Linked DNA regions of Homo sapiens: region 1 is linked to region 2. The links are chromatin contacts, found by Hi-C or POLR2A ChIA-PET in ENCODE. All regions are on one chromosome and are shown on one strand. The core of a region is the stretch at or near the end of the contact, and the rest is flanking DNA. Distances in the headings are between cores, read along the strand shown.

Region 1 (5,877 bases), core at 2,445-4,944, 1.1 Mb before region 2:
TTTTTCTGCCTGGGCCCCTTGATTTATGTGTCGGAGTTCGGCTGGTGTGTGTGTGTGTGTGGGTGTGTGTGTGTGTGTGTGTGTGTGTGTGTGTGTTCCTATATGAGGTGTGGATACAGCTGGAGAGCACATTTCTTTCCACAAAGTGTTTTCTTATTATTTTTCCTAGTCATTCCTCCTGGTGTCCCTGGGAGATGATGATGAGGGGGTAGAAGTGTGGGAGTGGGGTGGTGGGGCAGCACTAGCCCTGTGATCCAGATGGGAAGCCTCCCACTTGGGTAGATTGTGATTATTCTCCCAACAGCTCACACTTGCTACCTTTCCGATTTAGAGTGGGCCTTGGGAGAGGATGAGAAAGAATTTTCCCTACGATTTTTCTAGGATTCCCCTGTTGTGCCCTTCAAGCTGAACTTTGCCCTAAGACTGACCTATATCCCTGGGATTCCTTTGTTTTGGTTTTGTTTTTTGTTTTGGCATCCCTGGGATTCTTATGGTGATTCCCAGTCTTTTGGATTTCATAGACCAGTAAAATGTCCCCCAAAGTATTTGGGGGACCAAGAGAGAATTGGCAGCCTTTTACTTGGCCAAACTTTTTTGACTTTTGCTTTTTTGAAGCAACTGACAATAATTATTAACACTGTTTCCTAAAAGAAAGGACATTTTAATGCTAAGTAGCAATACGTAAAAATAAGGATTATGTTTAACATTGTATAACTGTCATTTTATGAAAAGCTCATGACATGCTTCTGCTTTTTTCTCATTTTACCGCAGATGGGTGAACTTTGTCACAGCTATTAGAGACTGACTAGCATTTGGGGACCACTGTCTTAGGCCATCCCATTCTAGCCAATGCCATGGCAACAAGGTAGGGCTTGTGGAGGCCTCATGACTTTCCCTTCTGACCCCTTCCCTTCCCAGAGAAGGTCGTGGAAGCCCTGACCGCTGCCATCTTGGACCTGGTGGAGCTGTACTGCAACACATTCAACGCAGACTTCCAGACGGCAGTGCCCGGGAGCCGCAAGCATGACCTGGTCCAGGAGGCCTGCCATTTCGCCAGGTCCCTGGCCTTCACTGTCTATGCCACCCACCGCATCCCCATCATCTGGGCTACCAGGTGAGCCCAGGGCTGAGTAGCCGCTAGGGAGCAAGCTGAGTTTGACCTCCACCAGGGCTTTTTCCTATCTGCATGTAATACCACTGTCCTAAGTCTTAGGATGTGTGGCATTGTGTGACATTGTGGTGCAATGGGGCTGCGGGGGTGAGCCAAGTGCCTGAGGAGGACTTGGGCTGGGGACATCCTAGAGGAGAGAGGAGGTCCCTTAGGAGATGAAGAAGATCCTGTTATTCCCTCTTGGTGCTGGCTGCCTCTGCATCCCTGCCCCCTCCAGATCCAAGACCAGTGGAAGGAGACATGGCAACAGATGGCCGATTCCCAGATAGAGTGCACGCTCCCTGGCCAGTGGGAGGGGGTGGGGAGGTGGGATTGACCCTTTGTCTGGGGTTCTCTAGGCCTGCAGGGGTGGGTGGAGGAGGATGTTCTTTTGGTAAAATCCTCAGCGCCTCTGTTGGGTCCCCAGCATCCAAGGCCTGAGGGAATAGGCACTGGGCCCTACCCCGCCCCTGCCGGTCCCCTTTCCCCAACCCCCTTCCCCTTCTCTCTTTGTTCCTTACTTAATGTATTCCTCTGGGCGATTGGCAGAGAACAAAGGAGGCAGCCTGGGAAACCGGGGCCTTCTCTGACCTCTTCTGTCAGGCACCTGTCATGAGCCACAGGGACCCCCGTGTGTTGGCATTCATGTCGGCATATGTCGTCTTCCTCCCCCACCCTTCTCACTTGCGCATGCACGTGCACGCGCACACACGCACGCACACACAGACGCTCCATGGGCTGGAGCTTTCTATAAAGAGGCTGGGTGGCCAGTTCCCATTAAAGGAAGAAAAACAACAAGGCTCAGAATGGAGCCTAAAACCGAGCAGAGGAATCTAGATTGAGTTGCTTTGGCCTGAGCACATTTCCTTACATCCAGTTTGGCTGTCCTATCCGGAGATCCTGTGTTACAGCCCTCAGAGACTGAGAGTTTTACCAGGGGAAATGGATTTTGGCCTTAGAGGGACGCATAGGTTTGGGTGATTGGTTTTGGGAGCTGGGTGTCCTGACCTGCTCCCTTTCTTTTATAGCTATGAAGATTTCTACCTCTCCTGCTCCCTCAGCCATGGCGGCAAGGAGCTGTGCAGCCCCCTGCAGACCCGAAGAGCTCACTTCTCCAAGTACCTCTTCCACCTCATCGTCTGGGACCAGCAGTAAGCCCTTCCCCCAGGCTTCAGTGCCCAGGCCACTGTAGACCTGCTCAGCCTCTGAAATATCCCTGGGGCCAGATAACTAGTCCAGGACTAATGATAAAACCAGGCTCCTTGTTAACCCTAACTGGACAAGTCATTCAACCTCTTGAGTCTCCACTTCCCTGACTCTTTTTTTTTTTTTTTTTTTGAGAGGCAGCCTCGCTTTGTTGCCCAAGCTGGAGTGCAGTGGTGCGATCTCGGCTCACTGCAAGCTCTGCCTCCTGGGTTCACGCCATTCTTCTGTCTCAGCCTCCCGAGTAGCTGGGACTACAGGCGCCCGCCACCACGCCCAGCTAATTTTTTGTATTTTTAGCAGAGATGGGGTTTCCATGTGTTAGCTAGGATAGTCTCGATCTCCTGACCTCGTGATCTGCCCGCCTCGGCCTCCCAGAGTGCTGGGATTACAGGCGTGAGCCACCACGCCTGGCCTCCACTTCCCTGACTCTTAAAGGAGCCAAGTATAATTACCACTTCTCAAGTTGTCATGAGGATCCAATGAGAAGTATCTATAAAGGCTCTTTGTAAACCATAAAAAACATATAAATTTTAGTTGTTGACCAGGCGCGGTGGCTTACGCTTGTAATCCCAGCGCTTTGGGAGGCCGAGGCGGGCGGATCACCTGAGGCAGGGAGTTCAAGACCAGCCTGACCAACATGGAGAAACCTCGTCTCTACTAAAAAAAATACAAAATAGCCGGGCATGGTGGCGCATGCCTGTAATCCCAGCTACTAGGGAGGCTGAGGCAGGAGAATCGCTTGAACCCGGGAGGTGGAGGTTGTAGTGAGCTGAGATCGTGCCATTGCACTCCAGCCTGGGCAACAAGAGCGAAATTCTGTCTCAAAAAAAAAAAAATTAAATGTTAGTTGTTAATTTTAATAATACTTTATTTTTTGATCTTGTCTCCCTTAAAGAGTTTAACTAGTTGGAGGGCTTCTCATCCTCTCCCTTCTTCCCTCAGTTCCTGTAGACTATGGAGAGGAGACTGTGCTTTTCCCTTTATATATAGAGAAGGGAGGGTTGTCTAGAGAAAGAATATTGAGCTTGGATTCCCAGGAGTGAGCCTCTATTTCTAGCTCTGTCTCGAATACTACTTTCTCTCTATTCTTTCTGTGCCTCATTTTTTCAAACTGAGAAATGGGGACATTGGTTTCACTCAGAGGCAGTTATGGCGTCGAGATGAGATAGGTGGGTTATAAATATAAATATGAAACCAAAAGCACAAGGTAATATTAATCACCACATGTAAACAATAATTTGGTGTCGGGAAGGTAGGCGTCAGCCAAGCAAAGCAGGAAGGAAACGGAGGAGAGGGTGCCTTGCTTGAATGGGGGCACCGCAGGGGTTTTCCTGCCCTGTGCTTCATCTGTGCTATGCTCTACCTTCCTTCCAGTCAGTCAGAAAATCCCCTGTTTGCTGCCCCCGGCTTTGCTTCCCCACACTGACTATATTAGAGTCCTCATTTGCAGAGCAGCACTGCAAGCTAAGTATTTGTAGCACAGATTAAAGAGACTGAGGAGGGTCCTGGGGAGGCCGAGGATGCAAAATAGGTAGATGAAGAATCTGGAGATGCTGGAAGAGGTGGGTCCTTTTACAGATGGACAACTGGGAAAATGGACCCTTTCTCATGCCCTTCACACTTAGGTAATTCTTAGAGCAATAAAGGTGTATATGGCTGGGCACGATGGCTCACACCTGTAGTCTCACCGTACTTTGGGAGGACAAGGCGGGATAATCACTTGAGATCAGGAATTTGAGACCAGCCTGGGCAACACAAAGAGGCCTTATCTCTACTAAAAAATTATTTTAAATGAGCTGAGTGTGGTGGCGTGCATCTGTAGTCCTAGCTACTTAAGAGGCTGAGGTGGGAGAGTCACTTGAGCCTGGGAGGTCGAGGCTGCAGTGAGCCATGATCACACCACTGCACTATAGCCTGGGCAACAGAGTGAGACCCTATCTTAAAAAAAAAAAAAAAAAAAAAGGACATGGGGTGTGCATTAAAGGTCCTCAAGCAAACAACTGCCAGGACAGGAGAAACTCCTTGCAGGCAGAGGATAGCTGCATTAAATGGCCCTTGAGTTCCACCATTCCCTTGGGATTTTTTGGTCACAATTACTGCTGCTGTCAAGAGAAGGGGTGCCAGCCTGGGCAACAAGGGAGACCCAATCTCTACAAAAAATACAAAAAATTAGCCAAGTGTGGTGGCATACACCTGTGGTTCCAGCTACTTAGGAGGCTGAGGTGGGAGAATCACTTGAGCCTGGGAGGTCAAGGCTGCAGTGAGTATCCAGCCTCGGCAACAGAGCGAGACCCTGTCTCAAAAAAAAAAAAAAAAAAAAAAAAAGGGTGCTGCACAGTGTTCTGGCCCAGGAGGAACTTTAAAAAATTGGCCTTAAACCCTTTACTCATACAGTATCAGAGGTAGAGAGGCAGCCCAGCCTGCCCCATGAGTTTCATTTTGTTCCCTGAGATCCCCACCTTGAATTTTAAAGGGGCAGTCCCCTGCCTAGCGCCTTGTGAAGGGCACTATCTTGCACTGTCCATCCAGAAGCCCCGAATGAGACTTCTTGGCCCTTCATGGTCAAGACCAGGACATTTGGGGGAAGGCGTGCCAGCGTTCAGAGGACAGTCTTTGGGCCAGTCATTCTCTCCTTCCTACTGTAGTTGCAGCCTGGGGCAGGTCTTTCAACCTAGAATGGTAGCGATAATAGGGCCTACCCTACAGGATTGTTTGAGGAGCAGTTAGGACACTGTAAATAAAGTACTTGGCACAGGCTTCTTAGCTGGGGAGCCCTCTTGGTTTTGGTTTCTCTGTTCCAAGTGACTGACAGACTGGCTGATACATGGGGATACGTGCGCATGAAAATACTATCTGTATAAGCCAGTGCCAGTGCAGTAACCACAGCATCACATAGCAAAAAGTACACAGTCTGCACACACATCATGCAAGTGAAGCTATGTTCCCCTTTTCCCTGATGAGAAACTGAGGCACAGAGATGGGAATTAAGTTGCCCAGGATTGTGAGTGGCAGAACCGGGACTGGAGCCAACCAGCACATTCCAGGAATCCTTCCTGGAGGAGGCAGCCTGTGTGATATGAGGTTGTTGAATGGGCTGCAGGAAGGAGAGGGGCTTCTCAGGGAGGAAGGTAAGGGCTGCAGCCAACATAATGGTTATCCTGACCAGCCCTGGGTGAAGATCTGTGGGAGAGGTTGTGGAATACCAGATATACCCAAGGACTGAAGGGAAGAGGGCCTTGGCTGGCTCTGGTTTCACTCATAAAGTCTTCTCACTCCCCTTTTCCTTAAGACACGAAGCTGGAAGCTTCTTCCTTGGGTGAAAAGAAAGGGCTCAGGACCAGCTCCCTCTCCCCTTTGCTATGGGGTCAGCTGATTCTCTGCCCCACTGTAGCGGTCCAGGGATCAGCTAACTCTCAAAATAGGCTCAGCAGCCGTGCTTTGTCACCTCCAGCCAAGCCCTGGCCTGGCATGTCTGCTGGCTGCTGGAGGGGCCCTAATTATAGCTGTGGGCCCCCAGGGTA
Region 2 (5,427 bases), core at 1,382-3,881:
GTGGCACAATCATGGCTCAGTGCAGCTCAGCTAGTTTTAAAATTTTTTGGTATAGAAAAGTTTTCCCTATATTGCCCAAGCTGGTCTCGAACTCCTAGGGCTCAAGCAATCTTCTCACTTTAGCCTCCCAAAGTTCTGGGATTACAGATGTGTGCCACTGCACCTGGCTACCTTGCATCTTTCCTTGGTTACCTGGCCTCAGGAGCAAATGCAGAGATTAGAGGGCTACACTAGCACTCTTCTTCCTCTTGTAGAAGGGGGAAGGGAGATGGCCCTTTTATCCCAGGGTGGAAGAGGCAGGGACAACAGCACCCCCAATGTCCTATCCAGGGTCTACCCCAGAGTAGCAGCTGCAGCTACAATGGCTGTATTGGCATTTGTGAACAGTGGCAGTGGCAGGTGCAGGCAGGAAAGCATCAGGAACAGGTACTGTGTGACTGCAGGTGAAGGGCAGCATCAAGGGTGAGAAGGAGAGAAGGCCGCAATGAATGCACTATCATCCCAAGCCCAGGACTCAAGGCATCAGGCCATGGCTCATGAACACTGAAGGCAGCAGCAAGGATGGTTTGTAACACTGCCAAGGACAGAAAGGGAGAGGTAAGGGGCCAGCACTTGTGCTGGTTGGGGTGAGGCACATCCGCTGATCGGCTCCACTGTCACATCACCAGATGATCCTTTTATTGCAGGACAGAACTGGATAGGTTGAGGAACCATTGTTATAAACCACAGTAGGGCCACACATCAATGTTTCATGTGTTAGCTGAGCAACATGGTTAGATTGTAAATTCTTTAAAGGTAGGGATCATATCATATGATTCCTGCTAATACTCCCCAAGAGTTAACACAGAGCTGCATTCCTAAGTTTTTAATGACACTTGTGGAATCATATTCTTTGGGGCCCAATAAAAAGAGTGGCATGAAATGGATTTAATAGCCCATTACACACCCACCCCTACCACACACACACCTTTTTTTTTTTTTTTTTTTTTTTTTTTGAGTTGGAGTCTCGCTCTGTCACCCAGGCTGGAGTGCAGTGGCGCGATCTTGGCTGACTGCAAGATCCGCCTCCTGGGTTCACGCCATTCTCCTGCCTCAGCCTCCCGAGTAGCTGGGACTACAGGCGCACGCTGCCACGCCCAGCCAATTTTTTGTATTTTTAGTAGAAACGGGGTTTCACCGTGTTAGCCAGGATGGTCTCGATCTCCTGACCTCGTGATCTGCCCGCCTCGGCCCCCAAAGTGCTGGGATTACGGGCGTGAGCCACCGTGCCCGGCGCCACACCTTTTTTTTAACCCAGAAAATATAAAGTGCTTTCACTTCTATGACATTTCTTTCCCTGACACATCTATGCGGTAAGGATACAGGTATGATACAGCCTACTTTACAAGACAGGGTAACTGGGACCTAGCACGTTTAATTGACTTGTCTCCCTAAAGGCACAGACTCAAGACTGAACCCCAGAACCCCAGTCTTACTGGCTCCCCATTGAACTGTATCCCATCTTTGTGTGTTCCTTACCCTCTTCCCTGACCTCGCCGTCAGGCGTCACTGAAATGCCCCAGACGCATCACTGCTTTTGTTCTTAACAATGTGAAACATCAACCAAGCCCAGCAGGTGATAGGACTGGACAGCCGCCAGGGGTCTGTGAGCACTGAACAACCAGTCTCCACGTCCACTGAAGATAATGTATGATGTATCAGCATGTGGTATGTTTGGGGCAGGCAAGAGAATGCAGAAGGGGTGAGTCTCCAGGTGACACGAAAAGACTTCAGGAAAGGGATTTGGGGAAAACAAACAAGCCCATCTAAGTGTCAATGTGCATATATGGAGAGAACATTTATGGAATGTTCTACCTAACAAAAGGAGAAAGTTAAATCCTATTAAAAAGGGAGTTGTAAGTCCTTGCTTGCTGCTGTTCTAAAAATTTTTGAGAGGTGGAAATGTGAAGAAAAGACCTTGAAGAAAAGAGAAATCTAGTCTTGCCAAGATAATTCTCCCTTAGTAAAAATCTAGGAGCCAAACGCAGGACCCATCCCAGGGCCTTGAAACCATACCAAGTTTTATTCTGAGTCTTAAATTACTTTACTCATAGGACTTTAAATGTCCTTAGGATCTAGTGCTATCCCCAGCACCTAAACCAAGAATTGTGAGCTGAGGTAAAATGTGAGAAAGAAATGCTCATTCCTTTGTTATTAATACCTAAAATAATATCACCATTTATTAGGCAATTATGTGCCAGGCATTTTGTCACAATAATGAGAGGAGATAGTGCCATTATTATCATTAGTATTTTTCATAGGAGAAAATTGAGGCTCAGAGAGGTTAAGTAACTGCTCAAAGTAACACAGCCAGAAAGTGGCAGAGGCTAGAGTCGAATCGTGGTCACCTGTCTCTTCAGTCTAAATCTCAATGCTACTGTGCCGAATTCTTTGAGTTTGTGGGTGTGTGTGTGCTTCTGTGTCCTGGGGCGGGGGAACAACGTCACTCGAGATACATTAAACGACGTTTACAATGTACGTGCTGGGGAACTGTATGCTGTCTTAGAGGCTGAGGCTGGCGCCCGTGGCCACAGTACAATGGAGGGGGTGGTTAATCTGGTTTTAGAGGATGGCGGATTGGCGATGGCAGACAGAGCTCAAGTAACTGCGCCCATAGGAGGGCGCAAGCACGCAGAGGCACGAGAAGAAAAGGAAGAGGGCCTGAGCCCGAACTTGGGGAAATCAATGCCCAAAGCCTGAGGGACTCTGGAGGGAGGACGGGAAAGGGCCAGAGGTTCACCCCCGAACCTCCAGTTGCTCAAGAAGCGCCGGGCGGGGCCCTGCAGTCGCTCAAGCTGCGAGGAGGACCTGAGAAGCGGGGACGCCTTCGAGGTTTTAGGGACCTGAGCTCCGGCGGCAGGTGGCGAAAAGGCCCAAGCCCAACGGCCGCCCCGCCTCGCCCCTTCCCCGCCTCCCCCTTCTCTGAAAGGCCCCATTCTCCACAGCCGCCGGGGGAGCAACTCCGTTGGGAAGCCACCTAGCGCCCGGCCCCACCTTTCTTTTTTTCTTTTTTTTTTTTTCTTAATAGTTCTCGGCCAAACGCCGCGGCGTCAGGGCGGGCTTGGATTGGCCCGCGCCGCCCCCGAGCCAGCCAATCAGCGGCTTGTTGCCAAGGTGGGGCTTCCCCAGAGCGGGCGGAGGCTGCGGCGCGGCTGCTGTTTCCCAGCAAAGAAAGCAGACTTGTGAGGGCGTCTGGTGGCACTTTCAGGTCCCAGTCAGCTGCTCGTGGGGATTGAGGGACGTGGGTGGGTGGCTGGGGGGTGAGCGGCCGAGGGCCCATATCCGGGACGGAGGGAGGGTCACCTGCCTGCCTTTGCACGCCCAGCCGGCGCTGTCTCCCTCCTCCCCGAAGCTTCCTTGCTGGACAGGTCTGACTCCAGGCAGCCCGTGTGGGATCGCCTTGGCCGCAACGGTCCCGGGTGGAAAGGCATCACCGTTGTCCCCTTACCCTCACCACCAAGCATATTGAGGAAGAGGGACTTGCAAACGTGAGAAGGTGCAAAAATCATCCACCTAACTTCTGAGGCAGAACAGACTATGAACTGAAGACAGTGCTGTATTGCAGTGTGTGCCCCAAAAGGGACCAGCTGACCTTGCAGGCCCGGAGGTGCTAATGAGAGAATGAAAAGGGCCCCGGGAAGCAGGAGACGTAAATCGCACACCTTCTCCCCATGTAACAATAATGCCCAAACCGCCACAAAGCAAGGGTCTGGACGATAGGGTCTCACTTTTCCAACCATAGCTCAGTTACACAAGGGAGAAAGGGCAGAGGCAGATCTACCCCTCACACATTTTCTACCCCTCACACATTTTCCTTTGGCCTCATACTCAATTCCCCAGTCCTGTTTATCTCAGTTTCCATTGTGTAACCTAGATGAATGCCTCCTGTTCTAGTAATGGCCATAATAATATTTAATCACATTTATTGTGTACTTTCTAAGAGCTGGGTACCCTTCTGAGCACCTCACAAAAATCAATCCTCCCAACAATACCGACTAGGAACTACTTTTATCTTATTTTAAGGATGAAAAAACAGGCAGTGAGAAGTTAGGTAACTTGCCTGTTGTCACAGAGCTAGCTGTACCTAGGTAGTCTGTTTCCACCTGGGAAACCCATCTGACTTTGCTCTAGAAGACGGGGACTTTCCTGCTATATTGCCAAAGGAAAAGGCTAGAATGGTTGCCTTTTGAAACACCACATGCCCCCCAAGAGCAGGACTTCAGTTAAGGTCCTTAGGACTCCCAAGACTTCTCCAGACTCCCAAGAGATTCCCCGTGTGGCTTCACCATATAAAATGAAAACAGATAAAATGCTGAATTTTATAGGTGAATTTCACCACTATGCAAAAAAAAAAAAATGGAGCCAAGAAAATCCTCCCATCAGTACAGTCCTGATCCCCTGGCCCAGCCTGGAGCATGCCTCAGAGCCGGAGAAAAGTGAAGTATTCATCCCCCAAACGTCACAGCTTTGTTGTATATTTTCAAAATGGATCTCGCTTAGGGCAGACACCAACTTTGAAGATGGGGAATGGTGGGAAGGGGTACAGGAAGAAGAGGCTGAGAACCTGCCCCCAGCTGGTGTTGGGAAAGGCTATTTTCAGGGCGCTGCTTGGGTCGGGAGGGCAGTCCGCGGTTTCACTTCCCATTCCGCCATGTTCTTACTCTCTGAGCCCTGCCTCTGGTGTAGTCTCCCCTACCTCCCCCACCCCCATCCTCCACCATCCCCGCTGCACCCTGCACCCGTTTCCCAGCTCCTGGGGCACACCATCTGCCTGTCCTCCCCCTTCCCAAGGGACTTAGCTCATCCAATTGAGACCTTTAAATAATTAAATGCCCCAAAGCCTCCCCACACTGATCCCCAGCCCCTGGCTGGGGTGTTTATTCAAAGACCAGAAGCTGGACTGGAGGGCTGCCAACCCCACCGCCTCTATTCAGTTCCTTTCTTTTCCTGCTCAGCTGCTGGGCGGTGGCTATTGGGTCTTTTCTCCGGCTTTGGCCCCTCGCCTGCCAGGCCCAGTGCACCGAAAAAACAAACAAAAAGAGCTGTAAGGAGGAAGCAGGACTTTGGATGTCAGCTCTTCCAGGCTAGGGGTGGGGAGGGAGGAGGACACCAGATCCACCTTACACTGGGAAAGGGACAGGGATGAGGGTGGAGAGAGAGAACCCAGAGGTTTGGCCTGCTCCTCATCCCAGTGCAGGAGCCAGAGCATCTCCCTCCGACTCTGGGGAGCTGTGTGACCAAAGGAGGCGGGGAGAGGTTGTGAAGTGGGAAGGGGGTGTCAATCACTTGAGTGGTTTGGGGTTTGGGCAGCATCCTCATGCAAATTAACCTGGTGAGTCACTGAAAGTTTGGTCCAGACACAAAGAAGCTGCTTCTCTCACCCACGGC

Evidence for each region. A loop is a pair of places that touch in the nucleus more often than their neighbours do. ChIA-PET counts read pairs that join two places held with the same protein, here RNA polymerase II (POLR2A). Pooled maps may share reads with other maps.
Region 1: a loop to region 2 is called in a pooled map, with 3 times the contacts of the local background. The contact joins two enhancer-like sites. A Hi-C loop is called at or near these places in 2 of 50 pooled maps. POLR2A ChIA-PET finds 5 or more read pairs at or near these places in 3 of 52 experiments (GM10248, MCF 10A and activated CD4-positive, alpha-beta T cell).

What each region holds. Positions count from the first base shown.
Region 1 is chr1:204,451,093-204,456,969 of GRCh38, reverse strand. It overlaps PIK3C2B (phosphatidylinositol-4-phosphate 3-kinase catalytic subunit type 2 beta), which reads left to right. Exons shown (of 33, transcript NM_001377334.1): 11 at 919-1,114; 12 at 2,179-2,301. Among named protein-coding and RNA genes, the nearest start is that of PIK3C2B, 41 kb to the left of the region's middle. RefSeq lists enhancers at 1,163-2,140, 3,733-3,842. Within about 2 kb of position 3,694, at least 9 of the 41 ENCODE cell types and tissues checked have a DNase peak (open chromatin) inside an H3K27ac peak, as active enhancers do.
Region 2 is chr1:203,325,180-203,330,606 of GRCh38, reverse strand. No RefSeq gene overlaps it. Among named protein-coding and RNA genes, the nearest start is that of BTG2, 22 kb to the right of the region's middle. RefSeq lists enhancers at 1,285-1,921, 2,581-2,770, 2,971-3,070, 4,380-4,749, 5,307-5,427 and a silencer at 5,200-5,279. Within about 2 kb of position 2,631, at least 39 of the 41 ENCODE cell types and tissues checked have a DNase peak (open chromatin) inside an H3K27ac peak, as active enhancers do.